2 separate regions of the Mus musculus genome follow, and region 2 is linked to region 1. A link is a loop called in an ENCODE intact Hi-C map of the cell type or tissue named here. Cell type or tissue: left cerebral cortex. All regions are shown on one strand. Links, peaks and the distances in the headings refer to the core of each region. The heading gives the core; the rest is flanking DNA.

Region 1 (7,796 bases), core at 1,344-6,343:
GCGAGCTCCTTGGATGGTCTGTGACATCGCCATCCTCTTGTGCTTTCTGAGTAGCCCTACGTAGATTTTTTAGTAGATGTTATAACTTGAGAGTTTGTTATTCATATTGCAAAATCAACCAGACTGTAGTTTATTTTTCTTCTGTTTTTGTTTTCTTACTTTATTTCATGTATATGGGTACACTGTCGCTGTCTTCACACACACCAGAAGAGGGCATTGGATCCCATTACAGATGGTTGTGAGCCACCATGTCAGTTGCTGGGAATTGAACTCAGGACCTCTGGAAGAACAGTCAGTGCTCCTAACCGCCGAGCCATCTCTCCAGGCCCCTGTTTTTGTTTTTAAGTTGTTGTCACTGTGCATCCCTAGCTGCTTTGACATTTTATGTTAAGGTGTCAAGCAAGGCCATTAAAGGTGCTCCTCAGACCTTAAAGACACTTGCAGGAGTTTGCTAAATAGCAAAATGGGCTTCCCTGAAAGACGTGGAGCTCATCTAAGCACAGTGTGTAGCGACCGTCTCTGAGGGAGCTTCAGGGTTAAGAATGTGGCTCAGCGGCTGCACAGCACGCACATCATTTTGAGCTGAACACCGTGGTTTGGCAAGGGTATTTGAGAGACTACTAAGAAGAGGCCATGTCATCATCACTAACTGCTTTTCTCTCACTAAGTCACGTAAAATGTTAGAAAACTGCTTTGTAATTTAAACAGGAGTCATTAATAGCAAAGTTGTACATTACTATCACAAGTATATTTGTAATATTGATATTTTCATTCCATTATTAATTCATCTTTTCGCAAGTTATTGTGAATCTACCATGTGAGAGCAATTGCTTGAAGTACCTGAGATGTGACCGTGATCTTGAGCGCTCCTGCTCTATTGCTCTACTGCTCTGACATGGAGAGTGGGCTATATGGACAGTATTAGACAATAAGTAAGCAGATAAAACTATTGGCCGGGCAGTGGTGGCACACGCCTTTAATCCCAGCACTCGGGAGGCAGAGGCAGGCAGATTTCTGAGTTCCAGGCCAGTCTGGTCTATAGAGTGAGTTCCAGGACAGCCAGGGCTACACAGAGAAACCCTGTCTCAGAAAACAAACAAAACCAGAAAAACCAAAAACATTCCATATCTGTTGGGTGACGTGCCGACTGAAGAAGGGAGGGTAATGTACAGGGTTGGGACTGAGCTTACTGCAGCTCTGGGGATCATCAAATCTGGGGCAGCATCTTGCTGTGCAGCCTAGGTTAGCCTCCAGCTTGCTGGAATTACAGATAGCCACCACTGGGCTCAACTCAGAAGACATGTTTAACATCCAGGGAAATTTTCACTGGTAAATGAGCTTAAGCAAAGAGTCGAAAGAGCCATGTGAAAAGCTTACAAGATGGCCCCTGACTTTGAGAGATGCTGCCTTGTTTACCCTGATGAGCCACTGGAGGTTTGGGAGAGCTTATGGTACAGCCTACTGTGCTTGAATGCTGTGTTGATGGGAGAGGCTCTTTAAGACACATGTGAGAGAGCACACGGGGCTCTGCAGTCATCCAGGTAAGGACGAGTCGGTGGGATCAAGGAGGATTCTGAAGGTAGAACTGGTACCTATTCATGGATTGTATCTAGGATACAAGAGTGAAAGAGCCCAGGGTGATTCTAGGCTAGGTGACTAAAGATTACCTGTTTTGCTGATTGTGAAGCCAAACTAGGCACCGCCAGGATGCAAAAGACAAAGATTTGCAACCTGCACCAGGCAGGAAGAGTTCCAGAGCCATTACCAAAGCAAAGCTCTCCACAAGCTCAGGTAGCACTGAGGGATTTTTTTTTTTTTTCTTTCAGGAATCCTGTACATATTCATGAAGGAACATGCCTATTCCAAAGCATGCTCAGTTTAAAGTCATAATTTATATAAGGAAAAGAGCATAGGCGTGTCATTAGACAGGAGCATATCCGTAGTAACTTAGACTGGAGATGCCTCTGTGCGTGTTCAACGTGTGGAGACATTTAAACAAACATATGAAGATCCCTGCCATTTTAGTTACTTTCCTACTGCTGTGATAAAACACCTCCACCAAGACAACTTGTAAAAGAAAGCATTTAATTGGACTTAGATACAGAGGGTCTGAGTCTATGATGGCTGCAGAGACATGTCCTGAGCACTCAGATCTCAAACCCAAGCAGAGGCAGAGAGACACTGGGAATAGCTTGGTCTTCTGAAACCTGCCCACGGGGAGTGATACACTTCCTTCAGCAAGGCCACACCCAGGCCTCCCCAGTGTTCAAGTGCTAGAGAGCACAGATGGCATCTCATTCAAACCACCACATCTGCCTGGCCTCGTTGCCAACCTAACAGAGCTATGTCTGCGGCCACTTTTATTTTTCCTTTGACACTTGCTGAAGCTACCCAGCCTAGCCTTGAATCCACCCTGGCCCACGTTACACAACTTGTCAGCCTCCAGAGGAGCATTAGACCTGAGACCTGCCCAAGTTCAGACTTTCAAGATGTCCACAAAATGTTCAGATTTCACGGTTGTATCGTGAGATGACAGTGTTTAATGAAGCCAAGATAATCCACCGTTTATTAGTATTAAGATGTGTTCGGGGTGTGGTGGGGACAGGATTAGAAACTGTACTTAAGGGGCTTGTCTCTGTTCAGTAATCTAATGGCTTTGAGTTCTGGGTAAAGGATGTAAATGTACTTTGTTTCCCATTTTCTGTACCCTGTACACTGAGAGGACAAAACACAACTTTAAGATGCGGCTTCGTATTTCAGACCTACTGACCTCTGCAGCTTCTGACATCTAAGCCTACTGAATATCATTCGCAGAGGGTTTAAACAAGTTATGTGTGATAGTAATAATCCTTTCATTGGAAAGGGGAGACAACACGGATCCACTTGGCTTCTCCTTATTTGGAGCCTGTGGTCTAGGCTTTCCCTGTCCTCTCCCGAGCCTGCCTGGTCACCGGACAGGTCGAACAAGTAGAGACTGCCCTAGGGTGCACTGGATTGTCTCCTCTTCTCACGGGCTGCACCCACTTCGTCCTTGCTGTGAACCGTGGGTGCTGGGAGGACCGGCCGAGGCCCTGGGCGCCGGGGCAGGGTCCCCCACCCTGGCGTGCCCGCGGCTGCGACCGCGCCTGCCCTTGTTTGGCCGCACGGCCTCGGGGGTGGAGAGCCGGGGAGGTGGGGGCGGTGCCGTCCGCGTCAGCGGCGCCCGTGGTGACGGCGACGTGCGGCTCGCGCCACTGCTGCCCGCGGACGCCGAGGACCCCCGGAGCTCATGGCCCAGGCGAAGATCAGCGCCAAGGCCCACGAGGGCCGCTTCTGCCGCTCGTCTTCCATGGCCGACCGCTCCAGCCGCCTGCTGGAGAGTCTGGACCAGCTGGAGCTCAGGTGAGGGCCGCGGGGCGCGCACAGGGGCGAGCGCGGGCGGGGGCGCGCTCCGGTTGGGCTCCCCTCCCCCGGCCCGGCAGACTGGCGAGCGAGTGCGGCTTGCAGAACTTCCAGAATCTTCTGCGCGGTCCCCCTCTGCCTTTAACTTTTCTGCTTCCAGGAGGGAGGCAGCAGGTTGGTGTGCCCCCCCCCCCCTCACCCCACACTGGAGTAAGTTTCTTTGCCCCAGATCACTTCATAGTAATACAAGTGTAAGGGAGGGGGGGGTGGTAGTATCCAGGACGGCCCCTCCTGGGGATCATCGAGAATCGGACTCATGAGAGACCGCGCGAGGTACACCGAAGTTGGATACCATCCTTCATTCTCTCAACCACGTGCAATGCCCTCTGCAGTCTGTCCGTGTTTGTTGTACATTTAGAAGACACGGCTGACACCTTGGAAGTGCCAATCGCAGGCCCGAAAACACCAAAGGCAGGAGTCACACTCTCCCTAAGATTCTGACACGGGGACAGCCTTGTCGTAAAATTTCTAACTCATGAATACTACTAACGAATGCTGTGAACACTTGGTTGGCTTTAACCACGTGAGCCTTATGTATCTGGTGGAAATGTTAATGTCTTCAAAGTTGTGCAAGTTTTGATCATGTGCAGGTGTTCCATGAAAATCTTATCAAGATGCCCTGACACACACGTTGTTCCCTAGTTTTCTCCGGGTTCTGCGTAAGCAGAACACTATGACCCAAAATTATAAGAGGGAGATGAATCTCCCTCCACGCAGCCACCAAACACAGGGAAGTGTGTCTGCACAGGAAAAAAAAAATGCAAGCAGTGTTCGTTACACGGGAGGCGCTCATTACTGTTACTATTAGGAGAAAAGAGCCAGAAGGTGAGAAAACTTTCACTGACTGTGGAGTAGCCACAAAAGAAACCTGAACCCTATATCCCCCAACTCCGGGAGACAAAGGGACCTGCGCTGTGAAAGGGGGCGAGAATGTTTCCTTGTGCGAGGTAGGCTCTAACCTTTGACAGTATATTCCCAACTGCTCCGATTTTTTTTCTTGAAAGGGTTCAGGAAGTTGTGACTCTTCAAGCTGAGTCATTGTTCTGAACCTTTACTTAATCAAGCCTGTGTGCCGAGTCCTTGCTCTTCTCCTGGGGGCCTCTTGAAAGTCTGGAGTTTGCATAGACATTCTAGTGTCTGATTACTATCAAAGGAATCCTGACTACCAAACATAAGCGATTAAATTACGTTACTTATTAACAGTTGCGCTGAAGGGGTTTTATTTCTGTGTTTAATGGTTCAAGGCCTTTACCAGTAACTGCAGAGTTCTGTAAGTCTTGTTTCTCCCTTAAAAATGTAATGAGCACTTAGAAGTAAGTGTGTCAGAAGGGGCAAAGAAATAGAAAGAGATGCTGCCTGGTAAGGCTTAGGGGCCCTTTTTAGAAGCCATCTGGACAGTGCCACAGAGCATGACAGTATTCAAAATTAGACTTTTTAAAAATGGGGACGATGCTCCTGTGACTTCCCCCTAGCTTTCTTAGTGTACACGTCTGAGGACAACAGTGGACGGGGTACTACCGGAAATCACTGGATTGTCGCCAGTGCGCATCTTCCATTCAGGTGAATGGGTTCTGTGAACAGCAAAAGCCTGCTCCCTTGTAAGACTGAAACCACACCCAAGGCTTTCTGTCCTGCAGGATGCACTGATCTTCCGGGCATTGAAAATGCTTTTAAATGTTTAGCCCAGTTTTACAAGCTGGTAAAGGGTGCCATTGGTTTTTAATGGCTTATAATATTACAATTAAAAACATTTTTACATTAAAATATCCTTACATTAAAAAAAATTTTTTTTTTACTACATCTCCTTTCCTGTGGTGCTTTCTCTAAAAAGATAATCCTGTCCTTTCCTGATTTTCATGACCAGTTCTATGGGGACTCTGCACATGCTGAGGCTAAATACTGTACTTTTCAGTGGTTGTAAATAATCCACGTTAGCATTAGTCTGTAGGCTAGGCCGCGTGTCTCTGTGGGAGTTACCGTTATCTGTATTGTACAGATGAGAACTTGAAGCTCAGATATATACAGTGTGTCTCAGTCCAGAGCAGTGGACTTCGCCTAGGAACACGGGGAGACCGGCTGCTCAGACCAACACCATTTGTCCTGGTCTTGAATATCACTTTTCAAACTGTCCAGCTGATATATGAATGAATATGATTTTACTAAAGGAGGGGAAAATCGATTTAGCATTTGATTCAGTAAACCTTGAAGACCTAGAACGTGCCAGTTATCGAGTAGCTGCTCCGGGCCTGGGGTTTGGACATTGGCCAAGGAGGGATAAATGATTGACAGGGCTGGAAGGCTGGCTCTTTACACATCTCCCAAAACCGATCCCGCCCGCAGTGAGCAGCTCCTTTCCAGTTCACTCAGCCAGGAAAGGGTGACTGCCAGCGGGAGCCAGGGAAACGGGCCACCCGCCTGCTTTGGTTTCTTACTGTTTAAGGTTCCTGTTCGGATGCGCCAGTGTTCCAGGACCCACGAAGCAAGTTGACACCATACTTAATTTGGAGTAACAGTCTGTAATTTAGAAGGAACACTTTTCGTGTACACTGTAATTTCAACCACTGTAATTTCAACCTTATAAAGCCCCTGGGAAAGGAAGGCATTATCTTTTAGCAATGAGAGCGCTGGGCTGCGATGGGTCTTAATTGGAACGATGTTTGTTTAGCACATTCACAAACATAGGTTTGATCTCTGGCTTCAGAAAACCAGCATAGTGGTTCATGCCTGTAGCCCAAATCCTAGAGTTGTGAGGATTTGGTCATCCTGGGCTACATAAGGAGTTCTGGGTCAGCCTGGGACACATGAGACCCTGTCCGGGGATAGGGGTGGAAGAAACTGAGGGACTAGGTGCCTTGCCTTACTGGTTAGTGGTTCATTCACGCTGACAGTGAATGAAATACAAGCATTTTGATGACTGGGAAAACCAATTCCTGACAGTATCGGGATGCTGAGGGTCTCACATGGAGCCTGGTCTATGAGTTTAAGAATGTGTTTTAGAAAAAGCCCCCTTCGCATAAATCCACAGAGATGAGTGGCGGCCACCTCCCTGTTTATGAAAGCACGCAATTTTGTCATTGGCAAATGAGCCCGTGTTCATGACAGTACGTGCAGATTGGCCACTGTGAAACCGGCGTGTGCTGACGTCATAAGTATCGGTTGACTCGTGCTGAATTTCTCAGCCAGTTCGGTCAGTCACCTTGTTAAACTTCAATCCTGCTTTGCTTTGTTCGGCTCCAGCCGAGGTCTCCTTATATTTGGTGTCTGGTGGGGTGTGGAGGAGGAAATTTCCGCAAAATCAGCAGTAACTCCTCACACAGCTGGTGGTTGGCTTGCAGTTTTGTGCGCTGCTGTTTAGGGACGGCTGCCTGCACCTGACATTTTATACTTCCACCGCCACGGCAGGCTCAGGAGACACCTGAGGGCTGGGGACCAGATGAGGGTGCTCCAGCTTTATGCTTGTGAAAATTCTTTCTACAATACCTTTGCCAAAGCCTGCTTAAGGTGATGTGGAACTTTCTAGAAGCTCTGCCCAGTCAGCTGCTTTGTGAGGGTGTGTCCTTTCACATTTTGAACAGGTAACACACGTAGCTGCTCCCTGGATTCCAGTCCACACAGAACTGCCCCTTGCCAACAAGAGAAGAGTCATCGCTTGAGTGTATTAAGATTGTGTTTATATATGTCTGTCCCAGCTACTTGAGGAATGATAGAGAGGGAGGCAGGCAGTATTTAAGGATCAGTCACTAATCGCAAAGTAACGGGAAAGCTACGTAGGCAACTTTTTGTGAATCGAGTTTTAAGTACAGCAATAGCCGATAAACAGTGCGAATGGTCTTAAACAAGCCAAGCAGTGAAGAATGCTGACTTAGTAACCGTGAAGCCCTAGGTTCCATCACCAAGACTGATAAACCAGGCATGGGATATGTTTGTAAAACCAGCACTAGCGGGCAGAAGCTGATGAAGCAGCAGTTCAAGTGTGTTCCAAGCCAGCCTGGGATATAGGAGGTCCTGTCTCAAAAAAGAAGAGGTAGGGGTGTGTGTGTGTGTGTGTGTGTGTGTGTGTGTAAAACAAAACAGTGTTCTCCTGGCTAGTTTTAAAGAAAAGAACACAAGTTACAGCCATGTGGGAGAAAGAACTCTCAGTTGTGAAAATACCTATTAAGATCAAGCTGTAGGGGGCTGGAGAGATGGCTCAGCAGTTAAGAGCACTGGCTGTTCTTCCCTAGGTCCTGAGTTCAATTCCCAGCAACCACATGGTAGCTCACACCATCTGTAATGGGGTCTGATGCCCTCTTCTGGTATTTGGGCATACATGTGGATAGACACTCATACACTAAGTAAATAAATAAATAAATCAT
Region 2 (7,796 bases), core at 1,349-6,348, 210 kb before region 1:
CCTAGGTTTTTAGATCAGTCTGAGTGACGCTGGCCTGCTCCTGCCTCTGGCAAGGACCTCCCTAAGACCTTCTTGGAAAGCACAACCCTTCCTTTATGTGAACACGCAGTCACTTTGTGGGGGAACAACAGGATGGCTCAACTATTTATCCAAACTTATTTAAGGGGATAATTTCACCGTTTGACTGTTATTCAACACTTGTACAAAAGACAGCTTTCTACTTACAGGCCTTCTGGTGGAAGCACCTTGAACAGAGTGATAGAATTCTGGCTGCACCCGGCTGTTTTTCTTGATCCTTCGCTTCCTCCCCGATGACTCTTGTTCACTCTGATGATGGACTTCCACCACAGGCTTCACTTCTTCAAGCCGGGCAGCTGCGGCCGCTGCAACTCGCCTCCTGATGTGTCGGGGGCTTGCTCGGAACCCCTGTGGCAGGAAACACACACGGGAATTCAGATTTCCACATTTTTGTATAAATATTTCCTGGAGTTAGTTAAACTGTGTGCTCCCCAAGTCCCCCCCCTAGTCAATGAAATCATCTACATTCCCATTTGTGAGTCTAAGTGGTTCAACACACATGAAAATATTTTCCGCAGGGCTGAGGGCACTTCTACATTAAAAATGACCTTAAGATCAAGAAGGTTGATGGAGGAATGAAAAAGGAAAGAGGACTCTGCTCTGCTTCTGCATTGTTCAGATGAGTTGTGAATACACCTGCCTAAACATGATACAGAGGACAGGGTGGGGCATAGAACACGAGACCAGGCAGATGGTTACTTTTAAATGCCAAGAACACAATCTAAAAATCACCTGGGAATTGAGTCTTAATGAGGAGCTGTCTAGATCTCTAGCTGTGGGCATGTATTGAGGTGTAATAGAGGTGGGAAGGTTCGCCCATAGTGGGCAGCACCATTCCCTACGTCTGAATCCTGGCGCCTCTGAAAGAGGAAAGAGATGGAGCACAAGAAACCATGCATGCATTCCTTCTCTCTCTGCTCCTGGCTGTGGGTGTAACTTGATTGCTCAAGTTAGTATCTTGACATTCTTACAACACCGGACCATGACCTGGAATTGTAAACCAAATAAGCCCTGACTCCCTTAAACTTACTTCTGTTTGTGTCCTTAATTTACTACATCAACAGAGATGATGGATGAAGAACCCCTCTGCATTCCTGAGAGCAGAATCTCTCGGGAGGGTCCGTAGGGATGCAGAGCATCATTACATCCTAACAAAGGGAAGATGCAGAGCTAAAGCAGAGGTAGCCTGGTCAAGGATGTGAGCGTGGGAGTGATGCGCCTGTGTCCAAATGCTGAGTCATTGATAAAGCCACACAGTTATTAAACATCTGTGACTTCCGCTCCCTACTCCACGTAATGTTCACATTCTATACATAAGACTTTTAGCTTCTAAACAAAGGGTATATCTAAAATGCCGAGTAGCATATCTAGAAAAAAAGCGGGTGCTTGATAAAACAGTCACGTGTTCTTTCTCTCTTGAGGTAAGGTAAGCATAGCTCTTCAGACAAAGAAACAAGTTCAAATAAGTCATAGTGTGAAAAGAATTTCAAAAGTTATCAGTGATGGTCTCAGTCCTCTTGTGGCAGAGAACAAAAAGCAGTTTAGCAGAGAACAAAAGGAGTAATTCACACTGAGTTCACAAACAACACACAAGCACCACTCTCAGTGGTAGCCAGTCTCACAGAAAGGACTGAATGGAGCTGAGAATACTCTATATTTGGCTCAGTTTAGTGGGCGGCAGGCTCTTGAAGACCGAATAGTACTTATGTTCCAGGCAAGGGACAGGACTTAGGAATGAATGAATATGTAAAATGGCAGGCACACGTATGAAGTATTTACAAGCAACGGAGATGGTATTCTATGACATGCCAGCAGGAGAGTGCAAGTCAGGCATGGATGGAAATGAAAGGGGTTCAGTAAGCAACAGATACTCTGGGGGGCCTGGGGGCTATGTGTTTGTGGCTTGTCTGGATTTTAGAAGAGACATAAAAGGCTAGAAGACTGAGGTGAGACTAACACAGGCAGCAAAGCAGCACGTTCTAAAGAAGGTCTGACTGTGGGTGCGCCCAGCTCAGAAAGACTGTGCAGGGGCTTCTCACTGAAGAGCCGGGAGGTGGGCTGGCACGTGACTGTGGAGACCCTGAACATGAACTGGAGGATGTGAAACAGAGAAGCGGACACAGAGGAGGGCCTACGTGCCACGGACAACAGAGATGAACAAGGGGGAAATGCAAGCAGATTGTCAAAACACTCTCCGGATCAGCTCTTTCTCACATCAGCCTGCTCTCACCCCACCCGTGTGAGAGTTCAGCTGGCCCTCTTCATCTCAAAATAGATCCCGAAGATCTCTGCGGCCCCCATACAGCCCAGCGGGTATTACAGCAGCTGCTGGGAAGCGGATTTAGGGACAGGGAGCTGGGGTCAACTGAAAACCATGTTTAAAGCAGAAATTGGGTCACCCAAAGGAACTGGTAGCCATGGACTTGCCTGGAGTCCAGTGTACACTCCTCTTGTCATCTGAACTAGACTCCCTAAGGACAGTTTCTGAGAATCTCAAGGACCACGATTTATTCTAACCACTAGGTGGCACTAACGATCACTGCCAACTTCTCTAGTAACGGAGCGAATCTAAGGTTTATTTGATAGAAATGGAGATTTCTCTTCTTATGAATAATAAGCAGCTGCCTTTTGCTGGGTTCCCATCATTGCTAACAGTCCTCAGTAATCTACAAATCCTAGAAACACTCAGGAGGTGAACGTGGCCCAAAACTCTCTTAAAGTCACACAGACACACACACACACACACACACACACACATTAGATTAGACCATAATTCCGCAGTCAGTCTGGAGAACAACAATCCGTCCACTCCACATCTTCTAGAATAATCAAGACTGCCCAAGAAGACACTCAATGAAGAATATGGGCTTGGTTTGCGTTTTGTTGTTTAAATTATACTTGTGTGTGTGTGTGTTCCTGCATGTGTATTTTTATGTGCATGTGTATCTGTATGTACATGCATAAGTGTGTCTATGTGTGTGTACGTGTAGGTTGTGTGTGTGGTGTGTGTGTATGTGTGCATGTGTGTCTCTGTGTGGATGTATACAAGAGTATCCATGTGTGTGTGTGTGTGGACATGTATATCTGTATGCGCATGCACAAGTGTGTCTATGTATGTGTGTTTGTATAGGGTGTGTGTGTATGGTGTTTTTGTGTGTGCATGTGTATCTATAAGTACATGTGTTTCTGTATGTACGTGCACAAGTATGTCTGTATGTGTATATGGGGTGTGTGTGTGGTGTGGTGTGTATGTGTGCATGTGTGTCTCTGTGTATATATGTACAAGTGTATCTGTGTGTGCATGTGGTGTGTGTGGGTGTGTATCCACGCCATGGTGCACCTATAGACATCAGAGAACAACTGCAGAAGCCAGCTCTCTTTCCACCATATGGGTCCGGGATTGATCTCCAGCTGTCAGATTTGGTGGCAAACACCTTTATCTCCTGTGCCATCTTGCTAGCTTGTAGAATTGCTTATTCTCTGAGTAGCAAAAGTAGAAATGCATAGGTTTTTGTTTGTTCTTTTGGTTTTTATGCAGATTTCTGTAAATTCTACTCTAAATATAATTGCTTTATTTTACAATCAAATTTTCTAAGCATCAGAGCACAGCACACATATTTTAGCCCATCTGGATCCCCGGCCTCTGTTATTTCCTAGTTGTATGCTCTTGGTTAGACACAACTATTTCCTTATCTGTAAAATGAGCATTAAAACTAATTATTGCGCAGGTTTGCAGAGGAGAATAATGGTTTCATGTATGCAAAGCCTAAATGCCTGGTACACGGCAGGGCCGAAGTGTCTGTTATGATTACTATGTATTACTGTATAAATAAAATATATTCTCGAATATACCCAGGCGTGAAAGGAAGACAAGTCACATTTCTTGCTGAAGATATGGGAGGCCTGATCCCTGGGTGAGAGTTCCTGGCCCTGGAGATTCCCAGGCATGCCATCTGCAGTGAGTCTAACCACTGTGCTCATCTGCCGGTCCTATTACTCCGCATTGGATCATGGCTGTGGATTTCCTGTGTCCATTATAATGCATTGACATTACTGTATCGCTTACTTCCTGGCTCCCAGGCCAGCAAATTTCAGGCAGTTCAGAGCTGTGATAGCCAATAATATGAAGATGAAACCATCACGGGGCGGCCTGCTCTATTTCCCTGAGTCACTGTGCAGGATCAAGAAACTCCTCCTAAACACCATAAACCATGACCTGACAAAGGGAAATTTTATTTTGAGACAGCAGGTGGTGCTGCAAGCTCTTTTTGGTGTTAGGACTCAAGAGATAAAATAGTCCTTTTCTCTCTGTCCATTTGACCTTGATACCTCGAGGTAGGCAGGGTTAGGGAATTGGAAGTGGTGACGGGTCCCCAAGAGGATGCCTGTAACTTTCACACCCTGACATTTCATCGAAAGAGCAGCTTGGGCCTTAACCTGGCCACAAAGCTAGAGGAAGAACTCGTGATCATCAATACAATTAGCTGTCCCTTCCTGACCCTAAACTTACAAAAGGCACACAGCTAAAGGAAGACAGGAGGTACAACTCCACCACAGGCTAACACAATCAGAAGGTATAATGCCCCATCAGAGGTAGGAGTGGCCAAATTGGAGTCGACAGGTGTTTGTGCGCGCGCGCACGCGCACACACACACACACACACACACACACTTGGACATTTTGTTTTAAGAGAAAGAACATGACGTTGTGTGGGTAGGGAGGTGAGGGATGAGCTGGAGGGATTGGGGGAGGGGAAGGAATAGGATCAAAGTGTATTTGTATGAAACATTAAATAAAAACAACTGTGATTGGCTCACTCCAACCTCACACACCCATCGTGGGTTTGAGGGAGGTCACAGAACATCCTCTCACTGGACAGTATAGAATACAGCTAGTTCATGAGTGTAATTTACACAAGTTACGCTGGTTGTCCTGGGCAGACTCCATGACCACTTCAATAAAGACCTCCACACGAGTCCAGGTCTTGGTTTTTCTGGTTCACCTACCTTCCCTCCCTGCCCTGTGTCCTACTCTTTCCTGAACTCCAGTTTTATTAAATTATTTCCTTCACCTTCGTACTCATGCCTGGTTCTCTAGGAAAGGTGTTTGGAGAAGGCTCCCTACCCTTCGGCCACCTCACTCAAGCAAGGCGGTGATTTCCTGCTCTTTGCTAACAACACCTGTGTCGAGGGTTTTTCTCAACTTGACACAAACCTAGACGTATGTGGGAAAAGGGGGTCTCAGTGGAGGAAGTGTCTCAATTACACGGATCTGTGGATGTGTGAGGGGAATCCTCTTGATTGCTAATTGATATGGTACAGCATATCCCTGGGCAGGTAGTCTGGGCTGATTGAGAGCAAGCTGAGGGGCAATTGGGATTGGCTGGCTTCTTGGGTGGCCAGGGCAGTGCTGGTTCAGCATGTGACAACCCACAGCTTGGGCGGAGAAGGGGCTCAGTTTCTGGATGCCTACAGGGAGGAGCTCTTTGACAAGGCTAACAAACACTGCTTTTTGCACATCCTGACCTTGTTAGAGGTACCCTATTGCACAAAACCCGGCTGGGCAGGTTGATGCTAGCTTCTGGAACTACCTTATCATGTACCAGCTTTTCCTACCAGGCTCCGAGTGGAGACATTAGCAGCCAGACTCTGGCCTGTTGTAGCCTGCTAATCTTGGGCTGGCTTACCTTGGCTTTTTGAGGTCTCTTGTTTAAGTACCCACTCCTGGTTTTTCTAGATAACTGGGCAGAGGGGGAAGGAGGGAATGTTGAAGCCAAAAAGAAATTAAAAGAAAAACACACCTTTTTTTAAAAAAGCAAGCTGAGCATGCCAGAACAAGCAAGCCGGAAGGCCCCCTCTGCCCCTCCACTTCAGTTCTTACCCTAGCTCTCCAGCTTTGGCTTCCCCTCTGCAGCCTATAAGCCAACTTCCCACAAGTTGCTCTGGGCCAGTGTTTTGTCAAAGCAAACTAGAACACCACCAACCCCTTTAAATAGGCGGTGGACATTTAGAAGCCTCACTGTAGGAGACTTTGCCATCTTTAAGGCCAGTCCAATGTTTTGGTACTTTCTGGGTAACGGCTTCTCATGACAGTCTTCAGTGTGTTTGTGGGGTGGGGAAGGTGTTCTGGGAAAAAGACTGAACTTGAGATAAACCCTCTTAGACTTTAATTAAGTGCATAATAGAGTACTGTTAAATTCAGGTGTGATGTTGGGCAGGAGGTCTCTACTCCCTATGTGCGGCTCCTTTGGGCTCGGTTAGAAATTACCTCATTCTTTGAATCTGTGGATTTGAATCTTTCAGGTTCTTCACGAGCAAACGGAAGGTGCAGTGCTTATCTTCCTGTGACTACAATACTACAGTTAGCATCAGGTCCCCAACACTCACCCATGTCAGATACACCCTGTGGATGTCTTCCTTTTAAGCAGATGACAATCAGTACATGCCATATTTTCTTCACTCATTCACGAGGTGATTGACATTAGACTATTGGCATTTCAGCCATTTTAAGAGATGTGCAATAAATATGGGTGTACACATATCTCTTGAAGAGCTCAATTCAGTTCTCTTGTATCCAAGAGAACTACCAGAAGTAGGGTCCAGGGATCACATGATGATTCTACTACGATTGTTTGAGAAACCTCTGTTCTATACTGTGTGTCAGTTATTATACTGCTCCCCACACCCCAAACAGTACAAGAAGGGCTACAATTTCTCTACATCCAGACAACACCTCTTAAAACGGTGATGATGATGATGATCTGTGTGCATGCGTGTGTGTGTGTGTGTGTGTGTGTGTGTGTGTATGTGTGTGTGTTATTTGTGCATGTGACTGTAGTGACTCTGAAGGCCAGAAGAGCACATCATATGCCATGTCGTAGACATTACAGGTAATTGTGAGCCACCTGATTTGGGTGCCTGGAACCTACGCAGGTCCTCTGCAAGAGCGGTACAAGCTCTTAACCTACAAGCCATCCGACAAGCTCCTGACATGCTTTTGTGATAACTCACTGTGATGTCTTGACGATTAGCAGTATCTCAATACATAATTCCGTGAAGATGCTCCACGGTACCTTCAGCTGGCCTGGTAATAACCTGACACAGCTCCGAGGTTGGCTCAATGAATTAAAGTGCCTGTGTGAAGTCTTGGAATATTAAACAGGGCCACATAAAGACTGAAAGGGACTAGGAGGGACTCAGTGTTCCACTATCTCAAGACCTACTGAGGGCTGCTTGCTCTCATCTGTTTTAAGCAGTAGACGTGACTGCAGATCCTTCCATATACCTATAGTTGCTTTTGGTTCAAGTCAGGTATGTTATCCGTAAACAAGAACCTTGAGTGCGGGTCTGTGGGAGGCTTTTATTAGTTTAACTGAGGTGGGAAGCCCTGCCCACTGCAAGGGGCACCATCTCTGGGCAGGGGATTCTGGGTTGAGTATAGAGAAGACAAGCTGAGTGCTAGCACACATGTGATAACTCATTGCTCTCTACCCTGAATTGTGAACATCACGTGACTAAGTGCTTCCAGCTCTGGTCACCTCCACTTCCCACAACGATGAACTGTAACCTGCAATCGTGAGACAAATAAACCCTCTCTTTCTTAAGCTTCTTCTGCGAGGGCTTCATTACAGCAAAAGGAACTAAAACTACAGACCCGCAGCAAAGCCCCTCCTTTGAGAGTTTGGTGGAGAAATATTGGGGCCCAGGAGTCTGTATTTT

Evidence for each region. Peaks named below come from ENCODE experiments on the same cell type or tissue, not always from the same donor. Only the 100,000 strongest peaks of a DNase experiment are listed, where the experiment ranks them.
Region 2: a loop joins it to region 1, with 2.7 times the contacts of the local background. A loop is called at or near these places in 8 of 42 quality-filtered maps.

What each region holds. Positions count from the first base shown.
Region 1 is chr1:33,753,164-33,760,959 of GRCm38, reverse strand. Bag2 (BCL2-associated athanogene 2) reads left to right here and starts at 3,210. Exons shown (of 3, transcript NM_145392.2): 1 at 3,210-3,381. The coding sequence starts at 3,269. In left cerebral cortex, for the core only: a CTCF peak has its summit at 3,329; DNase peaks (open chromatin) are centred at 4,006, 4,051, 5,471, 5,734 and 4 more places; H3K4me3 peaks cover 1,259 bases; H3K27ac peaks cover 768 bases.
Region 2 is chr1:33,961,333-33,969,128 of GRCm38, reverse strand. It overlaps Dst (dystonin), which reads right to left. Exons shown (of 103, transcript NM_001276764.1): 3 at 226-426. Among named protein-coding and RNA genes, the nearest start is that of Dst, 57 kb to the right of the region's middle. In left cerebral cortex, for the core only: CTCF peaks have their summits at 2,607 (motif pointing right) and 4,327 (motif pointing right); DNase peaks (open chromatin) are centred at 1,743, 2,597 and 4,300.